Linked DNA regions of Mus musculus: region 1 is linked to region 2. The links are chromatin loops, found by intact Hi-C in ENCODE. Cell type or tissue: heart. All regions are shown on one strand.

Evidence for each region. A loop is a pair of places that touch in the nucleus more often than their neighbours do. Peaks named below come from ENCODE experiments on the same cell type or tissue, not always from the same donor. Only the 100,000 strongest peaks of a DNase experiment are listed, where the experiment ranks them.
Region 1: a loop joins it to region 2, with 2.6 times the contacts of the local background. A loop is called at or near these places in 2 of 42 quality-filtered maps.

Annotation. Positions count from the first base shown.
Region 1 is chr8:57,194,034-57,202,033 of GRCm38, forward strand. No RefSeq gene overlaps it. Among named protein-coding and RNA genes, the nearest start is that of Hand2os1, 120 kb to the right of the region's middle. In heart, no CTCF peak of the experiment used is centred here; no DNase peak of the experiment used is centred here.
Region 2 is chr8:57,131,246-57,139,245 of GRCm38, forward strand. No RefSeq gene overlaps it. Among named protein-coding and RNA genes, the nearest start is that of Hand2os1, 190 kb to the right of the region's middle. In heart, no CTCF peak of the experiment used is centred here; a DNase peak (open chromatin) is centred at 3,656.

The DNA.
Region 1 (8,000 bases), 63 kb after region 2:
TCTTTTTTTCCACTGGATGGTTTTAGCTCCTTTGTCAAAGATCAAGTGATCATAGGTGTGTGGGTTCACTTCTGGGTCTTCAATTCTATTCCATTGATTTACCTGTCTGTCAATGTACCAATTTCATGCAGTTTTTATCACAATTGCTCTGTAGTACAGCGGAGGATGTCCTAGTCAGTCATCAATGGGAGGAGAGGCCCTTGGTCTTGTGAAGGCTCTATGCCCCAGTGTAGGGGAATGCCAGGGCCAGGAAGCAAGAGTGGGTGTGTTGGGGAGCAGGGGGAGTGGGGAGGGCATAGGGGAAGTGGGGTTTTGGAGGGAAAACCAGGAAAGGGGATAAAATTTGAAATGTAAATAAAGAAAATACCTAATAAAAAAATAAAATAATAAAATAAAAACCCATACTTGACAAGAAATTTTTAAAATTTTTATAAAGAAATTTTTAAAAAAAGAAAGATAGAGGAAACATCGTCAACTAGCCCTTTTCTTCTCTCTCTGGGGAAACTGCCTTCAGACCCATTACCCAACCATCTCCCCCGATTGTTCATCTTTCATTTATAAAATCATATATCCAACCAGGATGTCCTAAGCTTACATGCAGAAAATTTCTAACATTTGGAGTTTGTGATTGCCACTTTGTCTGTGGCTTTAGCTTCATTCATCACTTAATTGATAGGTTCTCTGTCTGACCAATATCTTTTGATTTGGAACTGAGTCAAATATAGGTTACAGAACTAGTCTAGGTACCCAATACACACACACACACACACACACACACACACACACACACACACACACACACACACTGGAATACTATTCAGCTCTAAGAATAAAGAAAATATTCTATAATTTGCAAGAATTATAGGAAACAGAAAGGTATTATTTTAAGTTGAAATAAGCCAGTGAGAGAAAAAAACTGTAGACTCTGAACAAAATGAAGAAGCTAAAGCAATCAGACTATTAAAAGTAAAGAGGAGAATTGTGGTTACCAAAAGCCTGGAATAGAGTGAGTAGAGAAATATTGGCAAAAAAGTACAAAGAGAGAGGGGAAATACACAGTAGGCCTTTGAGATAATGGATATGTTAATTTCCTTAAGTCAGTCCTGAAACACACTATGCATATGTCGTGGCATTGATTTTCACCCCATAAATATATGATTTTAATTTGTCAAGAAAAAAAAAATAAGAAGAAGCTGTAGAGATATCTAAGTCAGTAAAATGCTTGCGGTACAAGCTTGGGGACTTGGGTTTGAAGGAAGAGAACGTGCTGCCACACCGTCCTATAATTCCAGATCTGGAGATGCAGAAGCAGGCCCATCCCTGGGGCTTATTTTCCAGTTAGTCTTGACAAAGTGGTGAACTCCGGGATCAACAAGAGACCTTGTCTCAAAAAGTAAGATAGAGCAGCAGATGTCTCAGACAGATACAGACACCCATTAGCCAACCGGTAGATGGAGCATGAAGATTCTTACTGAAGAATAGGAGGAAGGACTGCAGTCCCAGAAGGGGATAGGAGCTCCACAGGAAAACCAACAGATCAACTGACCTGGACCCTTGGCACTCTCGGAGTCTGAACCGCCAACCAAAGAACATACAAGCCTGGACCTAGGTCTCCCAGCACATATGTAGCAGATGTGCAGCTTGGTCTTCATGTGGGTCCTAAACAATTGGAGCAGGAACTATCGCAAAAGCTGTTGCCTGTCTGTGGGATATGTTCTACTAGCTGGGCTGCCTTGTCTGGCTTCAGTAGGAGAGGATGTGCGGGGAGGATACCCAGGGACTCCCCAACCCACCTTGAGGAGCAGGGAAAGAGGGAGGAGGAAAGAATTGTGAGATGACATGGCCAACTGGGAGGTGTCAGTGAGCAGGATGTAAAAAGTGAATAAGTAAAAAATAAAATAAAATTAATAATAATAATAATAACAATAAATTAATTAAGTTTTTTTTAAAAGGTAAGGTTGAACTCTTCACTCTCCCGTCTTCCCTCATAATCCAATGTCCCAGTCTTATCTCCATTTCTGTCAAACACTGCCTGCTGGGGCCTCTCCTCCTTCTCTGCCCCAATCTCTTGATGATCATACAGATAATTTCTTACAGCCTTCCTCATGACCCCATTCTTTTTGTCTCAGCTACCAGCTCCCACCATTCCCTGGGAATCTGCTGATGATGCCAGTCTGGGAAGTAGGTAAGCCATTTTCAGATCTTCAGGCTCTCTCCACTCCTCCAAATCCAATCCCCAAATCCCATCACTAGATCTGTAGCAGACCACATGCCATGGCCTCTCCTGACTCTCTGCCACCACTCCCAATGTACTAAGCAGATTCTGGTAGCACTGCCTTCCTCCTGCTTCTGGAAACTTTCAACTCCTCCTCCCCTGTCTAGTTCATCCCTGTTCCTAATTGTTTGGTTCTTAATACCTAAAAACACACTCTACCCAGCCCCAGTGGCCATACCTGGTAGGATCTCAGAAGTATTCCCTACAAGGCAACCCACAGCCACCACAGTCTCCTAAAAATCAAAGAAGACAACAACAACCAAGGAATGGAATGCCCCCACCCAACAAAAACAAGACGAGATATCAACAACTATGATTGTAATTGTAACAAGCCTCCAGATTAGCACAACTGACTGTATGGCAGAAGTACCATACAAACCATAAACCTCAACACATAGACAGTAACATCTGCCAAATGTAAACAGCATAATCCATCAAAGTCTGGAGTTCTAGGAAAGACTCTGAGGGTACTGACACTGCTCTTTGGCTTCTGGTTATCTGTTCTTGTTAGCTGAAGTGTGTCAACCAAGTATAGGATTTCTATGCTTAAAAGATCACTCCAAGGAAGCCTTGTGGCTACACTTGTGATCCCAAACTCCCAGTGTATTTGCCAGCCCTCTAATAAAGACTTTCTATTGGCTTAAACCCATATCCAAACTGTCTTCTCTGGTGAATAATAATCATGCCACCCACAGATGCCTAGATGCCAAAGTAAAGACACAATCAATAACAGGCATGACAATATGTTTGCAAGCAACCTCATCACAGTAGGCTCTGAGCAATGCAATATGGCTGAAGCACAAGACAAGGACTTCAAAGGAGGCTTTATTTGTATGGTATAGGTTTTTAAAGAGGAAATGGACAAATCCATTAAAGACATCTATGAAAACACAATGAAAAGAAGAAAAGAGTTCAAGACATGAATGGGAAGAAAGAATCAATAAAGAAAGACAAATGCATCTAAAACTGGAAATGAGAACTTTGGGGATACAGACACATAAGAGACAAGCTTCACAAACAGAATGCAAAAAAAATAGAGTCTCAGGCACTGAAGAAAAGGTAGAAGAAATGGACATCTTGATCAAAGAAAATGTTAATCTAAAAAAATATCTTGACACAAAACATCCAAGAAATCTGGAACACTTCGAAAAAGACAGAATCTCAGAAAAATAGGTATAAAGGAAGGATAAGAAAACCAGGTCAAAGGCACAGGTAACATTTTTAACAAAAGCATAAAAGAAATTTTCCCTAACCTAAAGCAGAAGGCACCTATCAAGGTACAAAAAGCATAAAGAAGACCAAATAGACTGGACCAGAAAATAAATTCTTCATGGTAAATAATAGTCAAAACACTGTACAGGACAAGGAAAACTATTAAAAGCTACAAGGCAAAGAGCAAGTAACATGTAAGGGCAGATCTATTAGAATAACACTTGACTTTCTAATGGAGACTCTGGGCACCCGAAAGGCCTGGATAGATGTTCTACAGACTCTAAAATACCACAGAAGCCAGTCCAGACTACTATATCCAGGAAACTTTCCACCACAACACATAGAGAAAGAAAGGCTGATAAAACCAAAATGAACAGTCTCAGTGCCCCAGTAAACATTTCACTCTTACCATCCTTATTTTGCCTTGTCCCGAATGCCTTGTATTCCCATGCTTAGTCCTTTATGAAGAATAGGAAATAAACAAAAAATTATATGACCACACTAAACATTGTATTCAATAAACACAGGTGGCTAATAAAAGTCCAGAACTGTAGGTGCAATACTAAGATAATAATCATGATATATATATTTTGCCTGAAGCTTCTGCTTTTCATTTCTACACTGAATGTGCCTAAGTCAATGAGACAACTGAGTTGCTTTTCAGAAAGTAGAATTTGATGCAGAATGAGGCACCATTGTGTAGTGACACTCCAGAGGGATCTTAAAGGACTTTGGGGTTTTGTACAGGCAATGATGTTAATTTAATGAATCAAAGTGACTGGACTAAGGTATGCCAGACAGCTAATTAAAGATTATCTGTGGGTGCTTCCAGAAGAGGTTGGCACTTGAATCTCTAGACTGAATAAAAGGTATTTACTGTCACCTTTTGAGAGGCTATCTTTTAATCCCTCGAGGGCTAAGATAGAACGAGGAGGCTTGAGCAGAGTTATCTGTCTTTCTCTGCTTCTGGTTTTGGTCATTTCAGAATTGAACAGAGACATAGACCATTAGCTCTCCTTGTTCTCAAGCCTCTACAACGGTACCACTGGCTTCAAAACTTCTTGACTCCCACAACTGTATGAGTCAATTTATTGTAATCACTTACTGCATAACTTCATACATGTTATTGATTCTATTTTTCTAGAGAGCTCAGTGGAAATGAAAAGTCAGAAAATATATCACAATGGGAAAGAAAGAACAGCCTATAATGGCATGATATTTTTTAATATTTTTTAATTATTCACTTTACATCTCACTCACTGCCCTCCTTCCAGTCACCCCCTCCCATAATCCCTCCTTCCCCACAATATTTTCTTAACAATGTGGGAATTTTTTTCTCATGATGCATTGACAATTTAATTAGTACATAACAATAAATATTACTTTAGCCCTGCTAACATAAGATTCTTTTGATCAGAAGTTTACAAGTATGACATAAACTAGACATGAACTGTAATAATTCAACTGCTTTATCTACAAAACTAAGTTTAATGTGAATGTTAATTCATTATTCATATTAGAAAACTGAAATTATTTTTAAGAAAAAAATCTTTAATATCTGAATGATGTGAAAACTCCCATAAAACATCTGCTTTTAAGAATGTTATTAAAATATTTTCAGACATCCATGCTCATTGTCCCATGCTTATCTTGAACTTGAATATTAAGTGGCTTAAAGATAGCCTACTAACTTGTGTGGGTACGGTGTCTCACACTTCCAGTATAGAATTAAGGAGATGGGGGCAGGAGGATCAGGAGTTCAAGGACGTACTTGGCAACATAGACTCTGAGCCCAACCTGGGCTACATGAGACCCTACCTCAAAGAGATGTTGTGAAAACTTCTGCTTACTGAATTTATGAAGAATGCATTATTTAAAAGTCGGCTTCTCTCTTTTCATACCTCAACTCTCACGAACTCCTATTCATTCTGCTTTCTATATGCCCAAGGCAGTTACTCCTCCCACTCCTCTGCTGTGGAGTTTTAGTCCTTCAATCTCAGCCGCCATTGCTCTTTTTTATGCTGTGTGAGTTGTAATTTCCTGAGCACGGGCATTTGTGACACAGAGGAGAGTGGATCTCATCAGATGGCTTCCGGTCTTTGTCCTGGCTCTTAAAAAGGTTTTGAGAAGCAAATGAAGAGAAATTTGAACAGCGACTCAAATGAGACGGGTTTCATTGTAACCAGTGGACCACTTCATAAACAAAACTCAGCAGAAGAGAAAAATCTATTCCTTACACGGACTCTCTTGAATGGTCTGAAGACAGTAAGATGCCTACCACGCTGTTCCCTAACTTTTTTATGAAAGCTGTTCTCATTTTAGGAAGAAAGCAGGATTGGGCTTCTGGTACCTGTGCAACGTCCCCACTACGCAACCCTGGCCGATCAGTAGCAGCATCTATGACTCTCTCTGCAGTGAGAGCAGGGGCGGCTAGCTCCGCTGACTCTGCAGCATTGCACTGAGATCCAACAGAGAGCTTCATATCGGTGGAGAGTTTTATATCTAAAGAGGCCATGGGCACGTGCATCCTAATGATGAACGAAACTGTTTAGAAGCCCTGCTGGCCAAAGAGTGACCTCTCAGCACCCAATCGATCCTCCTAAAGCCAAGGAATTCCTGATTAAAAAAAAAAATCTCAAAATCCCTAGACCTGCAGGTGACCCTTAGGCCTCTGGGCTCTCTACTTACCGAGAGCCCAAATAAGAAAAAAACAAATTATGACCTGTTAATTTTTAGAGCTGTCTTTTTTTTTTCTAGATAATCTGAAACTAAGGTGAAAGGGGGAATAGTAAATATGGCCATGTCTTCTTGTGTCGTAGAAGTCTCACTGAGCAAATGTCAGCTAGTATTACTAACACGTCTCGGTTTCTGCCTTTCTTCATTTCAACATCTCCAGCCTGGGGGCTGGGGCAGGGACGGCAGCCACCATAAGCAAGAACAGAACAATCATCACGAGGAAGGGCAGGCTTGTCATAATATGCGTAAATGCCTGGGTAGTTGGCAGCTCATCTTTCAGTCGTGCCGTATTTTTGGCCTTTGTATTTCCCATGATGCTGCTGTCATGTGCACTACTCAGATAATATTTTGATAGAGGGAGAAATATGAATGACCAAGTAAGAGAATCTTAGATGAGCTGAAAGGATGGTGTCTTTCCATAGCAGTTGTTCAAGTCTGGTGGACCTTGTCACATTATAGATTGTTTCAAAACTAGTCAAATCTTTTTTTTTAATCTTTTTTTCTTCTCCAATTTTTTATTAGATATTTTCTTCATTTACATTTCAAATGCTAGCTCATCAAATATTGATCAATCTTTTCACAAGGCTAATACCTCATCTCTTCCCCCTTCCGCTGAGCTTTGTCCGTACAGAAAATGTTTTATTTAGATTGTCTGCATGAGATATTGTCTCTGTATCTCCGTGATACCCCTTCTGAGTATAAGCCCTACCTGGGAGGGCAGCCTTCATGGAATATATCACCTTTGGATTGGATTGAGCCACATGCCATCTCCAGCGGGAAGAAGGAAATGATTTAATAATGTATCCACCGACTCTAACCGGAGGAGGGTCACCTCTTGATGTTGAGTCCCTCTGTCAGTCACCCTGCCCTTTCAAAAGCAATGCTGCTGTTTTCCCTGTCTTCTCCATCTTGTCGTTTGGAACCTAGGGATGACTCTCAGCCTCCTGCACTTTCCACGGCAGCTGCTGAACTCCTGATCACCCCTGTATAAATTGTCTGTTTTTAAGTCTTCCTCGGGTCCTGCTTTGGAGATGGTATCTGCTTTTCTGATAAGCCCCTAATAGATGAATTTGCCAGTGGAACAGTGTCTTAGTCAGGGTTTCTATTCCTGCACAAACATCATGACCAAGAAGTAGTTGGGGAGGAAAGGGTTTATTCGCCTTACACTTCCACATTGCTGTTCATCACCAAGGAAGTCAGGACTGGAACTCAAGCAGGTCAGAAAGCAGGAGCTGAGCAGAGGCCATGGAGGGATGTTGCTTACTGGCTGCATGCTTCCCCTGGCTTGCTCAGCTTGCTTTCTTATAGAACCCAAGACTACCAGCCCAGAGATGGTCCCACCCACAGGGGGCCTTTCCCCTTGATCACTAATTGAGAAAATGCCCCACAGCCTGATCTCATGGAGGCATTTCCCCAACTGAAGCTCCTTTCTCTGTGATAACTTCAGCCTGTGTCAAGTTGACACACAAAACTGGCCAGTACAAATGGACATGTTCTAAATATGTTTTTATTCTGTGTGCCAGACTATAAAATGGCAAGAGAGTAGATAATCCTACAAATTTTAGCATATTCTCTGCCAAAAGAATACCTTCATATTTTAACAAGCATGTGTCAGGCCTTAGCTTAAAGATCCCTTCTTTAGACCTGTGGTGAGGCCTAGTCTCTCTCACAGTACCTTAATTTTTCTTCCTGACAACTTACAATAGTTTCTGCATTTTCATTTCATGCCGATTACCCCCAGCCCCAAACCACATGGGATAACACAGTTCACTTGCAT
Region 2 (8,000 bases):
TATATGAAGATGTCTTTTTGAATCCTATCACTATATATACTCAATACAACCAAATTAAAAAGACAAAAAGAAAAATCAATAAAACCAATAATAATGACCCAGGTGAGAAATGATAAGGTCTGAATGAAACAGGGAGAGACTCATAGGCAGTGGGGCAATGTAATTATCATGATTGATTAGGTGGGGGAGATAAACAGAAAGAGGAGTCTGAGATAACTCCCAGGTCTCTGGCTTGAGAAAACATATAGATGATAGGACATTGATTAAGATGAAGGCATATTGGAAGACAAAATGTGACAGGAAAAACTGATAAGCTTCCATGGCGTTTTATATCCATGTACAACATACAAAGATAGATTTTTCAGAGGTTGTCAGAGACATAAGGGGCATAGGTATATTACAAGCATGGAGAGAGATTATAATTTAATACATGGTAGTGAATGAAGTCTCAAGAAAAGAATGCACAGTGGCAAAACAAAAGAGACACGGACTCAAAACCACTTTACTTACCCTAAGAAACTGGAAGGAAGATTCAATGATATGTGTGAAAATACGCCATATGTTGCTAATTATTTTCTTTCTGAAATCCATTTTACAGCCTCCATGGTTAAAGTTTATTACCCTCTTTCATATATAGACATGTAAAGATCAGAAAAAGATAAAGAGAATGTGAAATTTTTAAACCTTCCTTAATCTGGAAATAATATTGAAAAATTCCATACTGACCCTCACTTTGACACTAATTGAATTTCAGTTTCTACCTGTAAATGCAAATAGTAATTGGGGTTTGTGAGTTTTGTTTTTTTAAATCATGGGCAAGTTGTTTAAAAAAAAAAAAACAAAAAGAAAAACAACCACTGGAGCAAATACTGAAATTTGATAATAAATGCATTAAATACTAATTAAAATAAAAAACAAAAATGACATGCATGCTCTCTTATCCTATTCCAATTGGCATTCCAATTTTAACTGTAAAATCAAAGTGCTTTGTAGTAGTCACATCAAAAACATACAGATGTACTCTGGTATATTTGCCAAGCATTCTTTTAATGATCATAAAATATTTTATAAGCGTAATGCCTCGGCCATCAGCATCTATTCGTCAATTAAAAGTTGATATTAACTTTGTTTACAAAACAAGGCGAGCAACTTGGGAGCATCACCATGACACCTGTAGAAGGGGTAGAGCATTAGGGTGTCACAGCGACCCAGGAAGAGCATGAACTGATGCTTGTAAAGTTTAGAGGGAGGGACTTCAGCACAGCAGTTCCTGGGGCTGCTGGGATAGAGTACCGAATGTGTACATTTGCTTCAGCAAATGTCACGGAAATTTTTCCCGAATAAAATTACTATGCTTATTAAATTAATGGTTAGTTTGAGAACAATATTAAAGCCTGATTAGAATGAAAGCCTGAGAGGAAAAAAAATCTTCAAATAATAGCTCATATTGAGAAGAATATATTTCCACCCATGGGGTTTAATTTTCATAAACGAATTTAAATGCTAAGCAGCCGAGTTTCATATTAACTTCTTAAAACCAGGGGCAGTTTGAATCCTCCATTTGCATGTCTATTAAATAAAACAAACTAAGATAAAGGAATATAAACACAACAAAGATACAGGAACAAGAAACAAAGCAAAGTCATAGCTGCTAGGTTCAGAAAAGATATTTGTAACAGCTCTCTAATATTATTCTGTTTAATATTATCCTGAATTTCAAGTGAAAGAAGATACACATGTGATTTCCCCATTGCCTGAATAGACCTGATAACTCAAGAGCAATGTCCATCATTGGCATTTGAAATACGGGATTTACCAAGGTTTCTAGAGGAACTACGCACATGTTTATGGCTGGGTAAATTGAGTTATTGAAAGAAACTGTACACCAGTAAGTTTTCATTGGAAAGTACATCCCTACATATCCCATTTTAAAAGACATTGCTAATGTTACAAAGTGATACACATTGTATGTTACACACTGATCAGAGTGGTAGATTATTTTTCCTCCTGTTGGGACTTTAAAAAATAAGTTCGAGCCAATTATGATAAAAAGAGAAAACATAGAATGCCCACACCTCTGTATGATAAATATCAGCTGCTAAGTTAGGTAATAACTAAGATTATTGTATGACACACTGGACATCTCATAATTGGCTATTTTTTTAGTTTCCAGGCTAACATGTAAATGATTATTTAATTTTATGTCTTCCCTTATGTCTGCTTCCCTGCACCTACCCAGTCCTTCCCTACTGCATAGAAGATATTCAATAAATCTTGTTACTTATGTATGAATCCTCAGCATTTATGGGTGGTTTAGTTGCATATTTTCCAATAATCTTACACATCAGCACAGAAGGTTATTAGAAGTGGCAATGTCTAAGCCTGTGACTTGGGTTGTAAGACCCCTCATAGAAAGCAACGTTGAAGAGAAAGCATCCAGAAGCTGAGAATTCCAGCATCTCTAACTCTGTCCAGCCTGCACAAATTAACCATGTTTTGATTAGGGCATGAAATATTCTACTTAAAATGGGCTACTTTAATTCGGTAATTAGCCAAGAAATTCTATCCCACACTTACTTCATATATAAATTCTCTGAGAATTTTTGAATGGTGTCCTCACATAGATATATTTTATGGCATAAGGTATGTTGCAAAGCCTCTTGTTTAAAACTCTCTCTCTCTCTCTCTCTCTCTCTCTCTCTCTCTCTCTCTCTCTCTCTCTGCCTTTTTTTTGCACATTCATTAATATGGAATAATTGGGACAGATTAGTCAAAAATGCTTTCATCTTTCTTTCTTGCCAACATTGCATTTTAAAATAATTAAAACTCCAGATTGTTTCTGGTTTTCACCTAAGTTTACTGGCACCCAACAAAGCAGCCTACACTTTGATTTTAATCATGGCCAGACAGTATAAGACCCTTGTCTCACAGGCAGCGAGAGCAGCAAGTAGACACCCTGCTGGGTAATTTCAAAGCAATGTACTTCCTGCTGTTAGCCCTACAGTATGATTTCTGTTCTGCCAAGGGCACCAAGAGAAGGCAACTTCCAATTTGCACCTCACACATAAATTCATCTTGTGCCAATAGGCTCAGAAGAAAACCACAAGCTACCTAGCCCAGCCATCAGGGGTCTGTTAACAGACTTTAAACTATGATCTATTGTGCAGCAGGGTCTAAAAGACGCACACTGAGTCCCCCTTTATAGAGACCACGCTTGCCTAACACCGTTTTTCCTTGAGATAATTATAAGTGTTTATTTTGGCTTTTAACAACTTTAATCACATTATTTAGCGTGTTTCTGTTTTGTCGTTGACTTCAATGGATACAGAGTTCTTCTAGTAGTATCCAAGAAACTGAAACACAAGGAATTTGCTTGATAGAGGGATACTACAGAATAGAAGTGATTAATTATATCAAAACTCCATTAATGCTAAATGTTTTCCTCAAAAAAACAAGAAAAATATCCCATGCAACAGAGAATTCCTAAATAAATGAGGTGTGAACTTCCTAATTAAAGTAGCACGCCTCCTCCTTTGACTCTGTTTTCAGTGTCTTAGTGATAAATGTTGTCCATAGCAAATACAGCAGAGGGTAGTGCCAGGAGCCAACGCGCCGCCACCACCATGGCACTGCCACCAAGATGACTGTGTAATACAGAGAAAAGCTTCTCTGGGTTATCTAGAGTTAGGTTTAAAAATAACCTTAGCTGATCACAAAGGTCCTACAGTGACTGTTAACTCTAAGCAACTGTTGAAATGTCCTGCTGTGCCAATTGCGTCTGATGGTCCAATAACAGCAGAACTTTATTATGCTCAAATGAATTCTAAAAATACTTCCACCAGTAACAACTGAATCAAAAAAGCTGAAAAAATCATAGTTAATCTTATTTCTAATTCACTTTAGTCACTGTAAATTCCCTAAAGAGTAAATACTAGATTATTCAATAAGCATATTCAATGTATAATAAAATGTGTATGTTTGATTTTTAATATTTTTTTCTGAAGTTTCCATCTGGGTTTTCTATTATGGATTTTTTTAACGATAGACTTTGTGGTTCCAACTACTACGTGTGTGTGTGTGTGTGTGTGTGTGTGTGTGTTTGATATATATATAAATATATATATATATGTGTGTGTATGTATACACATATATGTATATATGTATATATGGATACATATATGTATATGTGTATATATGTACATATGAATATATGTATGTTTATCTATACATATATATATACATATATCTATGCATATGTGAATATATGTGTATGTAGAGATTTCAGAAGAAAATCATATTAAAGAAAAGTCATTTGGGTGAATTTAAAAGGTATATAAACGACTTTGCTTTAACATGATCACCTCCTGAAATCTACCTCAAAAATATAGGTAAATTTGAACATGTGAATTTAGAAAAGACTAAATATACTCTGTGAGTAATACTGATTTTTTTTAAATAATCTAAATTTTCAAAGCAAGGCTCACTAGAATCTGCTATCATTTATATATGGGATGTTCCACCAAAGGACTGTGTATTAAAGGATTGCAAAATGTTTTAGACTATCAGGAAGTGAGGATTTATGGAGGATCATTAGATCAGTGGACCCTAGTCAGTTTTTCTTGTTTGTTTCCTGTTCTACAGTGGGATTGGTCTGTTCTGTAACAGATATATTGTGGTCCCCAGGGTTCCAAAATGATTGAGTCATTATTCTTAAACCAGAAACTCCAGATCCAAGAACAAAATGAAACTTTTTATTTATTAGCTAATTATATTACAGTATTTTTTGTTATGATGATGCAGAGCTAAAACAAATCCCAACAGAAGTTTTCATGAAACACAATAATAGAAAAGCATTTGACAAAATCCAACACTCCTTCATGATAAAAGTCTTGGAAAGATCAATTCAAGACCCATACATAACCAAGGAGCTAAAGGGATCTGCAACCCTATAGGTGGAACAACATTATGAGCTAACCAGTACCCCGGAGCTCTTGACTCTAGCTGCATATATATCAAAAGATGGCCTAGTCGGCCATCACTGGAAAGAGAGGCCCATTGGACTTGCAAACTTTATATGCCCCAGTACAGGGGAATACCAGGGCCAAAAAGGGGGAGTGGGTGGGCAGGGGAGTGGGGGTGGGTGGATATGGGGGACTTTTGGTATAGCATTGGAAATGTAAATGAGTTAAATACCTAATAAAAAATGGAAAAAAAAAGACCCATACATAAACATAGTAAAAACAATATACAGCAAACCAGTAGCCAACATCAAACTAAATAGAGAGAAACTTGAAGCAATCCCACTAAAATTAGAGACTAGACAATGCTGCCCACTCTCTCCCTACTTATCCAATTTAGTACTTGAAGTCCTAGCCAGAGCAATTAGACAGCAAAAGGAGGTCAAATGGATACAAATTGGAAAGGAAGAAGTCAAAATATCACTATTTACAGATGATATGATAGTATTTTTAAGTGATCCCAAAAACTCCACCAGAGAACTCCTAAACTTGAGCAAAGTAGCCGGATATAAAATTAATTCAAACAAATCAGTGGCCTTCCTCTACTCAAAGGATAAAAAGGCTGAAAAAGAAATTAGGGAAACAACACCTTTCACAAACAATATAAAATACCTTGGTGTGACTAACTAAGCAAGTGAAAGATCTGTATGACAAGAACTTCAAGTCTCTGAAGAAAATCTAAAAGTAAACCCAATGTAAGATAGAAGGACAAATGTAAAATAGAAGGACAATCTACTACCAAATTTTAAAAGGGTTTTATAATTCTGTTTACAGTGATTATGGTCTAGTTTGATAATACATGCCTTAGAGGTAAATCATAGAGCTTCATCAAAGTTCACAACCATACTAGGCCAGTAACAAGCAAATGATTTAACCTCTTTGGGTATGAGTTTCCTAATATGGTATGCAATTACTACAAAGTGGTTAAGACTAATAGAGCAGCACCTGGTCCACATTTTCGATAAATAATAGAGATTGTTATTATTAAATGTAGCTATAGAAGTATTTAAAATGTTTGAAGAATATGCAAACATGTCAACTTTACAAAATAAAGTCCCATCAAACAAAGGGAAGTATATGTGAGAATTTAGCTTATAATCAGCCTCCAAACACTGACACCATTGCATACACTAGCAAGATTTTGCTGAAAGGACCCTGATATAACTGTCTCTTGTGAGACTATGCCGGGGCCTAGCAAACACAGAAGTGGATGCTCACAGTCAGCTATTGGATGGATCGCAGGGCCCCCAATGGAGGAGTTAGAGAAAGTACCCAAGGAGCTAAAGGGATCTGCAACCCTATAGGTGGAACAACAATATGAACTAACCAGTACCCCGGAGCTCGTGTCTCTAGCTGCATATGTATCAAAAGATGACTTAGTTGGCCATCAGTGGAAAGAGAGGCCCATTGGTCTTGCAAACTTTATATGCCTCAGTACAGGGGAATGCCAAGGCCAAGAAGTTGGAGTGGGTGGGTAGGGGAGTGGAGGGGGAGGGTATGGGGGACTTGAAATGTAAATGAAGAAAATACCTAATTTTAAAAAAAGAAATAACAAAAAAATTAGAATTTAAGAAAATCTGTAAAATTGTGAAATAGACAAATTGAAGTCAGAACACTTCTACAAGAAAGTTATTTGCCAACTATTTAATATGAAAAGAATTCAAGTAATGAATACCTCTGATAGTTAAGTACCAAACATGAATTAAAAATTAGAAACTGAGAGGGTGTGTACCAATGATTTGCATCATTGCAAATCATATGCAATATCATGAGTTTTAAAAAAAAGGTCAAAAAACAAAACTGGGTTTTCTAGAAGCACAAAGAATGCTGAAACAGGCAGTTGCCCCATATCTAAGCCTTGTCTCTTAATCCAGGATTAAGTAACAGAAGCAAACCTATCCTGTTGATTCTCAATTGTTTATGTATTGAAGTCCTGAAAGTTTGGAGTGGCATAATGTATTATTAATATCCAATTGCAGAAGCTTCTGGAGACAGACTGCGTAATTCATACCAGAGTTTTATACATCTGTCCCTTTGCCTCCTGGGCAAATGTTGAGCAGGACTCTGATGATATAAAGATACAAAATAGCGAATTCATATTTACAGAAACCCCAATGTATTTTGAAGTATAAAGACATAAAACAAATAAAGCTTTCTTTTAGGAAATTCAAATATCGAAAATAAAGTTGATCAGGGGTGTCAGGAATAAAATTTGTGGGCTAGAGGAATGGCTCAGTGGTTAAGAACCCTGATCTGACTTCTAGGAGACTCAGGTTTGAGTCCCAGCAACCACATAAGGGCTCACAATCATTTGTAACTCAAGTTCCAGCAGATTCAACACCCTCTTCTGGTCACTATGGGCACTAGGCATGAACATAATACAAAGACATATACACCTGTAAAACACACATAGACATAAACAAACAAATATATTTAAAAGTTATATAATAATCTTGATGATATTCTGAGATACAAAGGGTAAAAACCAAAATGGGCTAGTTATGAAGGAAGTAAGGACATGGCTCATCAGACACATGGCAACTTAGCAACTGATTGGCAAGGGAGATAGTTCAGTAAGTAATGTTCATGCAATGCAAACATGAGGACATGAATCTATTGCCTAGAACCTACATAAAGGATTGATTCCTGGAGATCACTGGCCAGCAGGTCTAACTAAATGACAAGCTCTAAACCAATAAGCGATCCTGTCTCCAAAAAACAAGGTGGGATACTCCCACAGAACAAAAGCCAGGGTTGTCCCCTGACATCCACACACATATGCCTCTGCCTATAGATGCACCTAAACACACACACACACACACACACACACACACACACACCCCACTGGAAAAATTAGCTACCGTTTTCTTAAAGAATTTATGGCTGTGCTCCTCAAATGATATATTAAACAAAATAGACTTTCCAATTTTTCATTCTATTAGTCTTTACAAGAGCCCCGAAGGCAAGTAGTAATCATTATTT